Regions from separate parts of the Homo sapiens genome. Here region 1 is linked to region 2. Evidence: chromatin loops called from intact Hi-C (ENCODE). Cell type or tissue: uterus. All regions are shown on one strand.

Region 1 (8,000 bases), 61 kb before region 2:
AAACAACTCAGGCCCCACCTTCTTCAAAATCCAAGGTTGCTGAGGGTGAGGTGGATTTCAGCCTGTGTCTAGGGGTGGAAGTTCATGGAACTAACCAGAAAAGGATAGAGAGATAGGAAACAGTGGAAACTCTGTTTACATTTCTGCCAAGCTCATGTGACTCAGAATTTGAGGTATATCGTTTTCCTTGTAAGGAAGCTGCAGCCAAGAGAGATTAGGTGACTTATTCTGAAGTCACGGAACTGATGAACTTGGTTCCCTGAGATTTCTTAGAACTGATTAAAAGTAGTTGCAGCCTGAACTGTGGGAACTTGCAGTATGTTTTGGTGCTTTGAATTTGAAGGGGACAATTTATTTCCAGAGATATGAAAGGACCCAGAGTGTGGATCCCAGAGGAAACATCTGGAAGAGAAAGAAAGGGAATCCCTCAGAGTCACAGGGCTTTTCTACCCTACCGCAGTGGCAGAAGAGCAAGTGCCAGCAACCCCATCAAGAAAACATTCTGAGGGGTTGGTGCGGTGGCTCACGCCTCTAATCCCAGCACGTTGGGAGGGCGAGACCAGCATGGCCAACATGGTGAAACCCGTCTCTACTAAAAATACCAAAATTAGCCAGATGTGGTGGCATGTGGCTGTAATCCCGGCTACTCGGGAGGCTGAAGCAGAAGAATCACTTGAACCTGGGAGGCGGAAGTTGCCGTGAGCTGAGAACGTGCCACTGCACTCCAGCCTGGATGACAGAGCGAGACTCTGTCTCAAAAAAAGAGAAAACATTCTGGGAAGGGGCTGTTCCTTTAGCAGTTGATTTAACCGCTGCTGAGCTTTAACAAAAAAATCAAGCTTTTCTCGTGGCACTGTATAAACTTCCATATGGTTGTCAATGTTCCACTTAACTCACCTGTTCTATTTATAGGCCATCAATTGTGTATTTTCAAAATAACTGCACCTCAAATTTTCAGGCTTTTAGTGGGTACAAAGCCCTTTCATACACATGGGGCTCACTTGGCTCCATGTGAACAAATTGAGGCTTAGAGACATTGGCAGTTTGCCCAAGAATCAACCCACAGGCTAGTGGAGGAGCATGAGCTTGGGCCCTTGTCCCTGACTCAGCTCCTATACTTTGTCCTGTGTGCCACAGGGGAAAGGAAATGTTTCTCCTGCAGGATGGAGATTAAGGTTTTGAAAACTCTCAAATTTCATTCTTTCCAGTTTTATCGAGGTAAATTGACAAATAAAAATTTGGTATATCAAAGTGATGACTTTATATATACACACACACACATATATACACACATATATACACATACACAGAGTAATGATTACCACAGTCAAGTTAACACATCCATCATATCACATAACTACCATTGTGTGTATGTGAACACTTAAGATCTACTCTCAGGAAATTTCAAGTAAACAATACAATATTATTATTTATAGTCACTATGCTATATGTTAGACTCCCAGAACTTACTCATTTTATTACTGAAAATTTTTACCCTTTGACCAACATGGAATTCCATTTTTCTACTCAATCCACGTATCATCCTTCTCAGAGGCATGCTTTACTTCCCTGAAACTTCTCACCACAGACTGGAGCAAAAGGTGACAGAGGTGAGCGGCAATCTATAAGGATAATGGCAGTGAGCCATTCTCCAGCATCCACTCTGTGGCAGACACCAAGTGCTTCATATACGTGAGTTCATTTCATCTCACCATAAATCTGTGACATGGGTACTATAATTATTCCCATTTTACACATGTGGAAACTGAGGCACAGAGAGGTAAAGACACTTGATTAAGATCTCACAGTGGGTTTAGTATCTGAGATCTACCACCACAAACTGAGTTTTTAACCTATGTGACTCATTCACCACCACCACCACGACACCAAACCAAACTGACTTTTAACCAGTGTGATTCGTTTCAATGAAGCCTTTTGAGTACAAAGGGAAGGCGAGCATCAGTATGGCATTGCGCAAAATATTCTGAAAACTCTGGGGCTCAAAAAAATGACTTTTCTTTCGCAATTAATTTTCCAAACAAGTTACACTTCGGGAATAAGCAATCCACACACAACAGTACAACACTCACAACTACTGAAGAGTGTAAAACTGTCAGTCCCCCTCCACCCTGTCCCCAGACGCGCCGGGCCACACTTGCTGTTCAGTTTCTGGTGTGGAAAAGCCATTTGGAGAGCAGGAGAAAGAAACGACGCGGGCAGGGGGGCGAAGGGGGGCGGTTTGAGAGAGAGCGGGAGGTCGGGTGTCCTCGGAGTTTCCTCAGGCGAGGACCTGGGCGCGTCTGGGCCACCGGGGGTAGGGGTGCCGAGGGCGGGAAGCGCTCCACCGAGGTCCCGGCGAGGATCCAGGCGTATCTGGGCGGCCACAAGCTCGCCGGCCCCCAGGCAGAGGGAAGGGCGGCGAGGAGCGTGGGGCAGCGCCTGGGGGAGAGGAGCTTGGCCGGAGGGCGGGGGATTCTGAGGTAGCCTTGGCGACTTTCGAGACTACCCAGGCCGAGCACACCCAGCCCCCTCAGACCCAGGCATTTCTGCGTCCTCTGGTTTGGAGGGAACCCAGGGGGCTGAGGTGAAGCAAGCCAGGACTGTTTCTCTGACTCTTCTGGAAGACGACCCGCTGCTCGGGCCGCCTCATCACTGCGGGCCACGAGGTGGGTAAAGCTCCTTCCTTAGCTCACCTCGGACCACCGGGCCTGGTGGCCACTTCCAGGTTTCCCGGGGGTGGGGGGCGGAGGGATCCCTGGAGGCTGCAGCGCCCGGAGGAGGCGGGGAGGTGGGCGAGCGGTAGGCGTCAGGCAGTGCTTCACAGGCTGTAGGCGCCCAAGGAGCCAACCAGAGAAGAACAAAATGGCAGCCATGACGCCACACCTGGCGGCCGCACACAAACACACACGGGGCAGACGTTTGCTGATGTTTGCACAGGGCATTCTCTTGTTCGTCCTGATTCTTTGTTGATGGTGCTGTCTTTGCCCGGATTGGCTACTTTTTTCCCCTTTTGCTGTCCAGTTTCCTGTTTATCCTTTAAGACTTGATCAGATAACTCCTTCCCTGGGCCCCCACTTCCCCCTCAACTCCTGCCCCTCTGTCTTTCCGTGACTGGTGTAAAATGACCTGCTAGGGAGTCAGCCTAGGGCCAGGAACTTCTTATGTTTCGGGGTGGTTTTGCTCAACTTTGTCCTTCCAGTGCCTGGCTTTCAATCACTACATTGAGGTGGTGTAGAGTTCCTGTGGGATGCTCCGAACTACACCGGGGGTACCACTTGTCCATGTGAAAGATCCCTCCATGACAGTTTTGGTCGTCTAATGATCTGCTTTATTTTTATTTTTTAAAATTGCTAGTGTTCTCTGTTTTGTTGCAATTTTAGTATACGGGATGCTGAAGCGAGCACATGATCTACCTTTTGGAAGCTTGGGAGACCTAGTGAAATAATGGTAGAAATGGACCTATGAAAATCTGCCTTTTGCTTGAGAGTAGGGCTAAAATGTCCACTACACTCGGTAATTTTGACTTGAGTGAGCATATCTGGAACAGGGTGTACTGGAAACTGGAAAATATCCTTTTTTTTTTTTTTTTTTTTTTTTTGAAACGGAGTCTTGCTCTGTCACCCAGGCTAGAGTGCAATGGCACGATCTCGGCACACTGCAAGCTCTGCCTCTCAGGTTCACGCCATTCTCCTGCCTCGGCCTCCCAGGTAGCTGGCACTGCAGGCGTGCCCCACCACGCCCGGCTAATTTTTTTTTTGTATTTTTAGTAGAGATGGAGTTTCACCGTGCTGGCCATGCTGGTCTCGAACCCCTGACCTTAAGTGATCCACCCGCCTCGGCCTCCCAAAATGCTGGGATTACAGACGTGATCCACCGTGCCCGTCCGATGACCTATATTAATACGTCACCCTAATCATTTAATTATCTTAGATATCCATTAAAGTACTGCCAAGTTTGGACGTTTAAAAGAAATACCCAGTTGAGAAATCTTATCTTGTTCCTGTGAAGGAAATGTGAAGTATGTTGAGATGGCCTGAAGAAATACTGCATATGATTGGTATTTCCTCCATCTTGCTATTTTTCTTTTTTCCCAGTGCCCTTCTTCATTCCAGACATGGTGCTTTGAACAATTTGACTTGGAGGCAAGATTGCGATATAGAAAATGGGCCACTGTGGAGGAGATAAGTAAATGCTTTGTCGCTTCTAAGTGACAGGGGAAACTGATCACGATTGGTATACTTCTGACATGTAACTTTCTATATCTTTAGAAGATCGTCAGGGAAATAGAAAAAAAAATCTGAAATCTCCAAGTAGGTTCTACTTTGTGTGGTTCCAACTAAATGAACTAAATTTGTGTTTAAAGATTGTAAGTCTACATGTAATGGTGAAAGCTGAAGGTTTTACACTGCACAGAAATAGTGATTTCCCCCCGTGGAGGGCAAGAAGACCGGAATAGGAGGGGTGGGTGGGGGAATCAATGTGTAGGCCAAATATTTGAAATTTCAGTGCAATCTTCTTAGTCATCACTTTCATTTCTGTCTTCTAGGGAAATCTGACACAGCTAGAAAGCAATGGAAAACACTAAGAGTTGCATCAGATGTTGAAGAGGAACTGATATTATGGGATAAAAAATGATTCTTTAAGGGAGATAACTGGTCATTTAAAGGTAGCAGCCTTTTTGGGAAAAGCTAACAAGTGTTCCCGAGGCCAGCCTGTCTCTTGTTAGCAACATTGGCCCTGTGTTAGAAGGAAGAGTGGATGTGTTTTGATGCTATTCCTTTTCCTCTCAGCATAAATTTGCAAGCATGTACTGTAAATGAATTTTCATGTCTTTTCAGGATGTTTCCCTATAGAGCAGTTTCTAGATTGACTCTGTGGAACAGTCTACAATAGATTTAATATGGTTAGGATTTTGCCTAATTCTGATTGGTGAGTGGTTTTCTTTTATTCATTCTTAATTCTGCATCTAATATTAGCTTACAGTGTTACTGTCACTGTGTGTGACCCAGGGAGAGAAAGGAAGTAAAAGATGTGACCTCAGAGAGCTCAGAGGGGAGAAACAACACAATAATGATAACTCACATTCATATAGAACTTTAAAATTTAAAGGTTACTTTTTACTGCGTTACCTCATTCGTCCTCTCTGCAAGCACATTGGGTAGGCTTTACTATTGCCATTTTACAAGTGAAAACAGTGAAGCTTGGAGAAGTTAAGGAACTTCCCCCAGATCACATTCCTGTAAGTGGCAGTGTCTGAACTTAGTATTCTGACTCTAAAAGGGCATGAGGTTCCATTCAAAGCTAGTGAGTACTGTACAAGAACATGCTAATGAGGCTTTGTGAATAGTCAGAGTGAAATGGGGCTCTTCAGGGATGGTATCTTGGGGAAGCACACAGTGTATGCAGATTATTGAAGAGAGTCAAAGGAGATCCTGCTGTGGGGAGAAGGCTGGAAAGTGCCATGGGAAGAGAACAAGGACAGAAATGAGGTTGACATGTGGGGCAGAGGAAGGAGGCAGACCTTCATAAACAGAGGAACCATGATTGGGAGTAATGGGGGCTAAGTGTAGGAGACACTGGGGGCTGTGTATTTAAGGGGTTGGGGAACAGTAACACCTGGAATTTTCTTTCTATTACCTCAAGAAACCCACAGTGGAGGGGCTGTGAGTGCTCCTAAGAACATGTTCTGCACTGGTGCCTCAATGGGTAGAAAAGGGGGTTGCCAACTGAGTTATATATAGAACTTGTGCAAGGGAAGTTCTTATGCAAAATGACTAAACACACTCCATTGCTCTGCCTGGTTACTTATAAATATTGTTTATGTGCAGAAGTTGATGGGAATCCAGACATTGTCTAAGAGATGGCTCAGAGAATAAAATAACAAAAAGTTGTTGTGAAAGACAAAGGGTTTCTAGGTTACCTGCAGCAGTTGATGACAGTCTGTCCTTCTGTCACAGTAGAGACAGTTTAAGCCACATTCCCAACAAGCATTCCGTATATCTGGCACTAACACATTGGAACTTGGGGGAGACTATGTGACGTAGCTTTACTCTAGGGAGGGACAGACAATCTGAGGGTGGAGAGGGAAGTGAGACCCCATACAAACCTGGGTGATCTCTACAGTTATGTAACTGTCCAGCCACAAATCACTTATTAAACAACTGGATTCAGAAGACCAAGATCTGCATTTGGGTCACTCCAGTTATCTTGAGATCTGGGACCCAGGTGGCTGGGGTGGCAGCTGATCATGTCAGGAGGACTCCTCTGCACAACATCACAAGCACAGGAGAGAATGCTAAACTTGATTGGGAGCTCACAGAAGACCCCTGGAACCCAGAGCAATAAGGTGAGGAGGCTTAAAGAGCCTGGAGAGAGGAGCTGGGTTGCAGAAGTTCTCTCTTACCTTCCTTTGAAATTTCCAGGTAGGTCCCAGGGAACACATGATGAAAAGAAACATCTGACTAGTTAGTGCTCAGCTGGCTGCACCTAGAGCGTCTCATCCAGGGAAATATTTGCCTAATTCTAGCATAGGGATTACAGTTTGCTGATCCAGGTTGGTTAAGAGCATAGACTCTAAAATCAGGGAGTTTGCAAGTTTACTGAAGCTCTTGGGGCTTGAATTTCCACTGTAAAATAGGGATAATAGCAGTTCTGATCTTGTGGAGAGGATCAAATGAGACAATGCATGCATTGCAGGTTGGGTTCCTTGGGACACAGATTATGAGATGGAGATTTGCATGCAGGAACGTTACTGAGGAGTCCTTTTGAGATCGGTACTTTTGGGAAAGTGTAGATAGCATTACTGGGCACAGGGAGAAGGAGAATTCTGATGCAGTTGTAAGAAAACTTCACTAATCCCATCAGTGGCTGTGTAGCTGCAATAACCCTTCAAGGTTATTTTGAATTGAGGTTGGTCTTATAGCCCTACATCAGTTAATCATTGGATATCAGATGTCCCTGGGATGGGGATGTGATCTTGGGCAAAGAAACTGTTCAGCAAAGGGCAATGCCTGAAGAGCAAGAGCTGATAGCTGTTAGCCACCAACATTCCCTGCAGGTGGGGAAATGAGTGCTTGAGTCCTGAAGGGGGCGATAAACCTGGGTGATACACTGCAGGTTCACCGCAGTCCACTCTTTGCACCTCAGAGTCACTTGCTTCCTATCATAAGTTCTGACAGCAGCTCTTCTAGATTCTGGTGGTCTTCTTTTCCTGGGGAAACATACAAGAGGAAGGTGAATGGAATGACCTAGTGCTCTCACCATAGCCGCTGCTCTGGTGGCTACAAGTGATGCTCATTGTCTTCCTCCTTTACTACCTATTCTAGTTTCCCCGTCCCATCTGGTCCAAGTGGTTTACCTGGCAGGTATAAAACTAGGCTGTGACAGCTGTATTTACCTATTTTCCATTAAGAGACACCCAAGCAGTTTACCTGGGTGCCAAACATAGTTTTCCCTGCTCCCAAAGCAGCCCTCTCACTTCCTGGGGATCAGAATCAATTACTCATGCCAGGAGGCTGACTCTTTTTCTTGTCTACTCTTCTCTTGGTATGAGGAATGTGAAGCAACTGGGTGGCAGCCACACTTTGTCATTTAATGGGAAACTTATTGTGTCCTCTGGTGAAAGCAAGCAACCAACAATGGTGCAAGCCACTGAATCTTTGTAGAGTATATCTCCCATCATCTGAAGGGCATGTGACTTATTAAGGCCCCCAGCATACTTGCTACTTCTTTCTCCCTGGGTCCCAGTAACATAATGTCATAAGTAGTATGGACTGATAGGATGTTTTGCAGGATAGCAGGTGACCCAGCTTTCTTTTGACTATATTTTGATGGAGGGTGAGGAGTTAACACAGCCCAGGGGCAAGACTGTAAGACAATGTATACTACTGTCTGTCCCAAGTGAAGGAGAACTGTTTACGATCTATCTTTCTGATAGAGACGGAAAAGAATGCATTTGTCAGATCCATGGCTGCAAACTAGGTACTAGAGGCAACACTAAT
Region 2 (8,000 bases):
GCCGAGATTGTGCCACTGCACTCCAGCCTGGGTGACAGAGCAAGACTCTGTCTCCAAAAAAACAAACAAAAAGATAAAATTAACTCAAAGAAATAGAACATAGTAATAAAGACAGAAAGAAAACTGAAGTGTAGAATTGATAAATAAAAGCTAGAGTAAAAGCTAGTGTTTATCCTTTATAAAATATACATGTCTGGGAATTTGTACATTAAAAAAAGTATAATACATTTTAGGAGTGAGGAAGTATAAATAAGGAAATATAAAAACATTTCTATGATTATACATAAGAGCCAGTATTTATTGAGAGCTTTCTATGTTTTGGGTACTACTGTTAGATGAATGTGTGGTTAAATAAACTATCCATGCAGTAGAACACTGTGCAAACATCAAATGGAAAGAGGTAAATCTACATAAACAACACTGAAAGTTGTCCACGACATACGAGCAAGTGAGACAGGCAGGTTACAAAATTGAATGCACATATGATCTCATTTAAAAAAAAATATCTATTTGTATTTCTATTAATATCTACATTTTAAAAATCTAGAATAGTCTAGGGATTGGGACTGAGTCAGAGAAGAGAACTTTTTTACTTTATCCATTTCTGCCTTGTTTAATCTTGTTTTACAATGTGCATGAATTACTTTTAATAAATGCATGATATTTCAAAGTAGCTATGACTTGAAATGTTCCCAACACAGAGATGATAAATACTCAAGGGATGGACACCCCCAAAACTGATTTGATCCACGTAACAAAATATCACATGTACCCCATAAATATGTAAAATATTATATGTCAGTTTTTAAAAAGGCAAAAAATAAGTACATGGATGATAGTTTTAATGCCACTAAGTATGTTAAACATGGTTATCAGTTTCCAGGAGACTGCTGTTTGGAGAACATTATTTCACTTAGGGAGTGCTCAAAGCAAGGCCACTCTGACAGTTTTGATTCTGTTCCATACACTTCTCACTCATTCTTAAAGAGGACATGCTTTGTCGTGTGCATGGCATATTTTGTGGTGTGCTCTTCAAGCACGGTCACGAACTAATGAATCTTGATAATGGCACATGTCACAAGGAATGGAAACTTGAGGTGAATTTCAGAATGCTTGAAGGGGTAAAGTTGAGATATGCAAGGACTGCAGGCTCTTGAGGGCTGTATCGGTGAAGTCCCAGTTGATCAAGACCTTTTGGTATCTGTACCAAAAGAGGGACTGAGGCTGTGGCTATCTTTGTCCAGTAGGGCACAGGCACTGGAAGAGGCAGCTTCAGAGCTACTCCATTGCAAAGCATCAGCCAGCCTGGCTTCGCACCCAGACCAGTTTTATAACTTAGCATGTTTTTATTTTTCTTTATACTTTCTTCATGTCTGACTATCTCTTGCTTCTGGCACAGCCATTGTATTCATACATTTCTATTGAGAATTTTTAAAGGTGTTCTGATAATGACTTGCAATTCTCCCCGGCTGTTAGTGGCAACTTTTGAAGTTACCAGCGAGCTGTTCTTCCAAGGTTGGGGACGAAGTTTGTTGTTTACTTTCTCTCTCACTGACTGACTGATGGACAGAATAATTTTGAGCTTAACAGGAACCATCAAGATTAAATCATTTAACAAAACTTATTGAGATCCCGTTATGCTCTGGATCTTATTTTCAGTGCTTTAGAGCTTACCTTCTTGGTGGAGAGCTTAATGTCAGTGTGAGCCAGGACTAGCTGGAGAACTTGTTTGCCACAGATTGCTGGGCCCTACTGGAGTTTCTGACTCAGTAGGTCTGAGCTGGGGCCCAAGGGTTTGCATTTCTAACAAGTGCTCTAGAGAGCTGCTCTAGAGCAGCACTGTGCAATAGAAATATAAGGTGTGCCACAAATGCAAACCATGTATGTAATTTTAAGTTTTCTAGAAACCATACTAAGAAAGTAAGAAGAGGTGAAATCCATTTTAATGGCATGTTATTTGACCTAATACAAAGTATTATTTCAACATGTAGTCAACGTTACAAAAGTTATTAATGACTTATTTTACACCCTTTTTTGGAGGAGTAAGTCTTTGAAACCTGATATGAATTTTATACTCATAGCACCTCTCAGTTGGGAGTAGCTAAATTTCAAGTGCTCTATAGCCTCATGTGGCCAGTAGCCACTGTGTTGAGCAGTGCAGTTCTGGAGTATCATAGAATCTAGTATGTCTTAACCACTTTTCTTCCCCAGCATACTTGAGGGATAGGATACATTTCCAACCATAACAGTGACTCATTAAGACTACATTTTCTAGAAAATATATAGGCAGTCCAGCCCCTCATTTACTTATATTAGGGGCTGACGAAGGCCATGTGTGAAGACAGAGCAGGTATAACATACCTGACTCAGTAAGAATGCAGCATTTTGGGCAGAAGGGTCAATTCCAAGTAAAGCACAATGCTCTGTCACATTTACCTAACATTGGAATCCTATGGCTCCATAGGGATGGGGCTTGGGGGAATAAGCAGAAAGAACTGTTTTACAGTACCTCAAAGACCATTAGAGCATCAACAACATTCTTTTGAGATCTCCCTGATAGAGTGGACTCTGACTCCTCAGTAAGGAGGAGTTGCAGGTTCATTCTGCAACTTACTCCAGAACACTGTAAACCTTGACGTGGTAGGAGCTCCCTAGCTGTGTCAGGAGCAATGGTGCCCAGCAGATGCTTGGGGGAAGATGGCAGAGCACTGGCAAGACCTGAAAGAAGTGTCCTTATTCAGGGAGTACATGTGAGGCACCCTGGGAACTTCTAGAGACACTTCTACAATGGAACTTAGGCAGGGGCTGAAGGTCATATTGATGTGTGGGACAGAGCTGGCAGCACCTGGTTGATTGTTGTTAGGGTGACCTCATTATGGGGATAAGTTCTATAGGGGTTCAGAAGAAGGATTAGGTAGAGATATCAGGAAAGGTTGCACAGAACAGGCTAAGCTTGAGGTAGCCCTAGTGGTTTTAGATGTGCAGAGATGGAGGAATTGGGGTGAGGGAACTTTAGGCAGAGGAAACAGCTGGAGAAGAGACCCAGGTGGATAAGAGGCATTTTGACAGGAACAGTGCATGTCTAAAGAAAACCAGAGCATGCCCAGGCTGCAAAAGATGAATAGAACCATACTGTCTTGGCTCTGGAACATGAGGCTTACGACTTGGTTTTTACTCCATAGGAAATGTAAACCCTTAAAGGTTTTTGAGCAGGGCTGTGTTATGAATAGATTGCTGTTGTAGGGGAAATAACTTGGCAGCTGCATGTAGGATAAAATATCTTGAAAAGAGATTATAGCCCAGAAGCAGCCTTGTCCAGAGGGTGGGGTAAGGAACTACCTGGACCTGGAACTAGGGTTAAGGGCAGAGGTAGAGGGAAGAATGGAGTAGAACTGATAGCACTTTACACAGGATGGTGGCAGGGATAGGAATAAAGAAGGGAAAGGGAAAGGTCAAAAGACAGATGTTGAAAAGGTAGTGGTCAGGGAAGCAAGGAAGGAAAGGAGTTGAGAGATTGGGGAGAAAGAAGAGAAAAGTGTGAATGAGAGAGGAAGAGAAGAGAGGGAAGGAAGACACAAATGATACAAAAGATTTGAAGCCAGTGGAACTGTTACCTCTTTAGGACAATGCATTGGTACTGAAGGTGAATGGCTAAATTCATTCTGACTGTGACCCTTTCCTGGTAGTTATTGGGAGAAGTGCGGACAGCAGAATGAGTGTCCTTTATAGCTGCGGTCCTCAACCCCCAGGCTACAGATTGGTACTTCTACACGGTACTGGTCTGTGGCCTGTTTTGAGTGGCAGGCAAGTGAGTGAAGCTTCATCTGTATTTACAGCCATTCCCCATTGCTCACATTACTGCCTGAGCTCCACCTCCACCTTCGACCTCCACCTCCACCTTCCACCTCAGCAGCAGCATAAGATTCTCAAAAGAGCGTGAACCGTACTGTAAACTGCACATGTGAGGGATCTAGGTTGTGCACTTCTTATGAGAATCTAATGCCTGATCATCTGTCAGTGTCTCCCATCACCCCCCAGATAGAACCATCTAGTTGCAGGAAAACAAGCTCAGGGGTTCCACTGATTCTACATTATGGTGAGTTGTATAATTATTTCATTATATATTACAATGTAATAATAATAGAAATAAAGTACACAATAAATGTAATGCGCATGAGTCATCCTGAAACCATCCCCCCACTTCCCTGTCTGTGGAGAAATCATCTTCCATGAAACTGGTCTCTGGTGCCAAAAAGGTTGGAGATTGCTGCTTTATAAAACAGTCCTACCATAAGATAGTAACACATCTCTGTTGCTAGGAGACACATTCCACAGTCTTCTGCTGAGAAGGGGAGAGACAACTAGTTTCTAATCAAGTCAGCTAATATTCAGAAAAGATTTTAAATTTGATCCAAGGCAGATTCTGCCCAAATTTTAGGTTAAGACAGTAGTTCTCTAACTCCCTTCCCAGCCCCCCAGGGCAGTGGCTCCACCTTTTCTTGCCAACAGACATCCCAGGGGGTCTTTGCAGTGTTGCTCGGGCACCACTGGAACGTGTCAAGGATGCAACTGTGGCAGGAGCTGGGACATTTGTTTGATGCTCTCAGCCTCACTTAACACCACCATGGGACAGGCAACTGTATCACTCTCAACTGACAGATTTGAAGCCCAGACTTAGAGAAATGGCTAGAACTGATTGCAAAACCATCTGCAGGACAAAATCCAAGCCCTTACTTCACATTGTTCGACAAAGAAAGAGGAGAAAATGTACCCTGGAGTAAAATTTAGGGGGGAAAACCATTTGTCCTTCATTTTGTCTACAGATCACATTTTGACTCTATTGTAATTTTTTTTTTTTTTTGGTATGCTTTGTGGAAGGGAGACATTAAGGAGTTTGAAAAACTTATTTAAAACCCTTGTGTTTGGTAAGAAATTTACCCTTTCATTTCCCCTGGAAGAAATCTAACAACTCTGGACTGTTGACAAACATTCCCTTTTGGTGTCCCAACTCTGCCTGAAGTCAAAATGAGGTAATCAAAATTTTCTAAGCAAGTATGTAATCACTGTAATTTGCATATTATTTGCATAACCAGAGATGCAGGGATTTTCTCCTCCTTCTGTGGGAGAAACCCAATCACAGAACTTTCTTAGATTTCATCTTGTATCTAATTTCCTGCCTTAGACATATGAACATATTATAATCTGACCCATCCTCCCTCCCCATCTTCCAGTATTTTTTAAATAAGTAAATTAAATTACTGTACTCAAACCCTCATCCTGCACAACAGCAGGAAATCCATTCTCTTCCAGACTGTTTCAGAGGACTCTAGAGAGAGTGATTTCCTACTACCTAGTAACAGCTCCTGAAGGCTTCTGCCTCTCTCCAGGCTACGCTCCAAGAATAAGTACAGTTCCTCCTTCATTCTCTAAGGCGTTGCTAATACGACGTAAATTATAGTGGTTAATCAGTTTCCTAAAAGATGAGGATGACAAAGGGAAATTACAAAGCACAAAGTAAAGCCCTCAGATATAAAGGTCCTCTTCAGCAATTCCCTTTCAGTGAGTCCTTTCTTCTTTTCTCCTCGTGTTCTAGCTGCTGGCTGGGACCCTGTGTCTCACTCAACCCCAGGCCTTCTTTGCTTTTCTCCCAAACTCCCAGGTCCCAAATTCTGTGGAGAAAAATGAAAATACATTAGTTGAAGCAAACTAGCAAAAACTTCTCTTCCTCAGAAACCCAATTCATGACTCTCTGCTTAAGGAAGACCCCTTTTTACTTTATTAAGATGACATTTACCTCCTTTTCTAACAACTTTCCCCATTCCAATGTAGCCTAGGCCTTATCTCAGACAGTCAAAAAGGCTTTTAAAGCCTTTCTAACAAAAGAGGTGTTTTCCTCTAAAGATTGATCCACTATCCACCTAGCAAACCACAATCTGTAAGTAGATTTTTGTTCCCACAACAATATCATTCTGAAACATTTACTTTTCTGCTGCTTTGTCCTTACTTATGTCCAATGGTACAGTTAAAAATAAAAATGTTTTCTGGGATTAAAGAATCTGTGAAGAAGACAAGAGCCAACAAGGAAATTCCCTATAAATATTTAGCAAGCATGAAGATATTCAAACTCTTTAAAACCATGTGAAGAAAAATGGTGTCACAGAAAATCCACATTTGGGGTTCAGGAAGTTAACAGACCCGCATTCAAATCCAAGTCCATCTAACCATTTTATTCTGTGTTATTGGGCAAGTCACTAATTTCTATAAAGCAGGAATAAACATACCTGCCTCACAGATTGTTGTAAAAAATGAGCAAACTTATATAATGCCCTTGGTATCTAGCAGGTGGCTCAATAAATATTTCTTCTCTTCCCACTCCTCAGGCTAGTGAACTCCTATTGTTAGCCCATATAAACTGGTGCCTTAATACTTTAGGGTAACCAAAGGAATAAGAAAATTGTTCATTAGGTGGGTTAGAAGCCACAGCCATTGAATCACCTTTTCTTTTGTATTCTTGTCCCCATTAGCATCTCTGCACCCTACGTCTGTCTTTTCTACTCCCCACTCCCTCTCTCCTCACTGTCATTTATTCCTTGCTATAAAATGGGAAACTGGCCATTGGATGGAGCCAAAATGTAACTAGTGCTTGTTCTAATTAACGAATAATATTTTATCTTTCTTCTTTTTCTTCATCCAAATAATAATTTAAAAGTTGTCTTTCTACGAAACAAAGAAAAATGAATAAACAGGCTTTAAGTATATTGATCTCAGTTGATTTGGGGAGGCGGGGATGGAGGTCTGCTGGTTCTTGATAAGAGATTCCTTAGTTTGCTTTAAGTCACTTTGTGTCTTCTTTTGATTTATTATTATTTACTATTTATTATTATTGCATCCACACATCTTCAGACTGCAGAATGAACAAACAAGCAGAGAAAACCACAAGCATTCTGCAATTATCACCCCAGGTGTCCAAAACCTAGGAGTCATCCTTGATGCCTCTTCTTTCTTCCTATCCCACAGCAATCTTTCAGCAAGTACTTTTAGGACTCCCTCCAAAATATATTCTGCATCCACCCACTTTCCAGATCTCCACAGTAATCAGGATAGTGTTGCTAGACTTAGCAAATAAAAATACAGGACACCTAGTTAATAATGAATTTTGGATAAACAATGGGTAATGTTTGGTATATAAAATATTATTAAAAATATTTTTTATTCTCCTTACATTATTCATTGTTTATCTGACAAATTTAACTGGACATCCTGTATTTTATCTGGCAAGTCTAAGCTAGAATAATCTCTTTAAAAATATAGATCAGGGCTGAGGTGGGATAATCACTTGAGCCCGGGAAGTTGAGGCTGCAGTGAGCCATGACTCTGGCACTGCACTCCAGCCTGGGCAACAGAGCCAGACCCTATCTCAAAAAAATGTATATCAGATCCCGTCAATCCACCAATGGCTTCCGATTGCCTTCTAAATAAAAGCCAAACTCCCTGCTCTGGCCTTTCAAGTCTTCCATGGACTGACCCTCATCTTCCTGTCTGGCCTGAGCCATACCACTCTCTTTTTCCTTGCCTCCCTCTTCACATTAGCCATCTTCTTGTTTGTAGGCCAGTCAAGTCTGTTGGATGTGCTGTTTTTTCAGCCTGCAATTTTCTTCCCCACAGCTTTACCTGGCTGGCTGTGTAACCAAACTCAGGTCCAGGCTACTCGTCACTTGAAAGCCAAAAACTTAAGAGAAGAGCTTCGACGAGAGGAAAGTTAGCTTTATTCGAGAAGCCAGCAACCTGGGGGAGGCAGGGAACTAGCGTTCAAAGACCACTTCACCGAGTTGGATCTCCAGATAAGGGGTTTTTAAGGGAAATTAGGGGAAATGATGATCAAAACATTCTTGTGAAATGTGTGCTGTCTCAGGCAGGCCGTTCGTCATTGCTTTCCTGGTCAACGTACTGTGGCTTCTGCAGATCCGTCACCTATTCTGATCAGGCTTGGCAGCCTGTTT

What was found. Peaks named below come from ENCODE experiments on the same cell type or tissue, not always from the same donor. Only the 100,000 strongest peaks of a DNase experiment are listed, where the experiment ranks them.
Region 1: a loop joins it to region 2, with 4 times the contacts of the local background. A loop is called at or near these places in 3 of 110 quality-filtered maps.

The regions. Positions count from the first base shown.
Region 1 is chr7:22,660,011-22,668,010 of GRCh38, reverse strand. LOC401312 (a long non-coding RNA gene) reads left to right here and starts at 2,478. Exons shown (of 5, transcript NR_122075.1): 1 at 2,478-2,666; 2 at 4,095-4,929. RefSeq lists enhancers at 1,815-2,421, 2,422-3,030, 3,031-3,638. In uterus, no CTCF peak of the experiment used is centred here; no DNase peak of the experiment used is centred here.
Region 2 is chr7:22,598,629-22,606,628 of GRCh38, reverse strand. No RefSeq gene overlaps it. Among named protein-coding and RNA genes, the nearest start is that of STEAP1B-AS1, 39 kb to the right of the region's middle. In uterus, no CTCF peak of the experiment used is centred here; DNase peaks (open chromatin) are centred at 4,218 and 4,578; H3K27ac peaks cover 950 bases.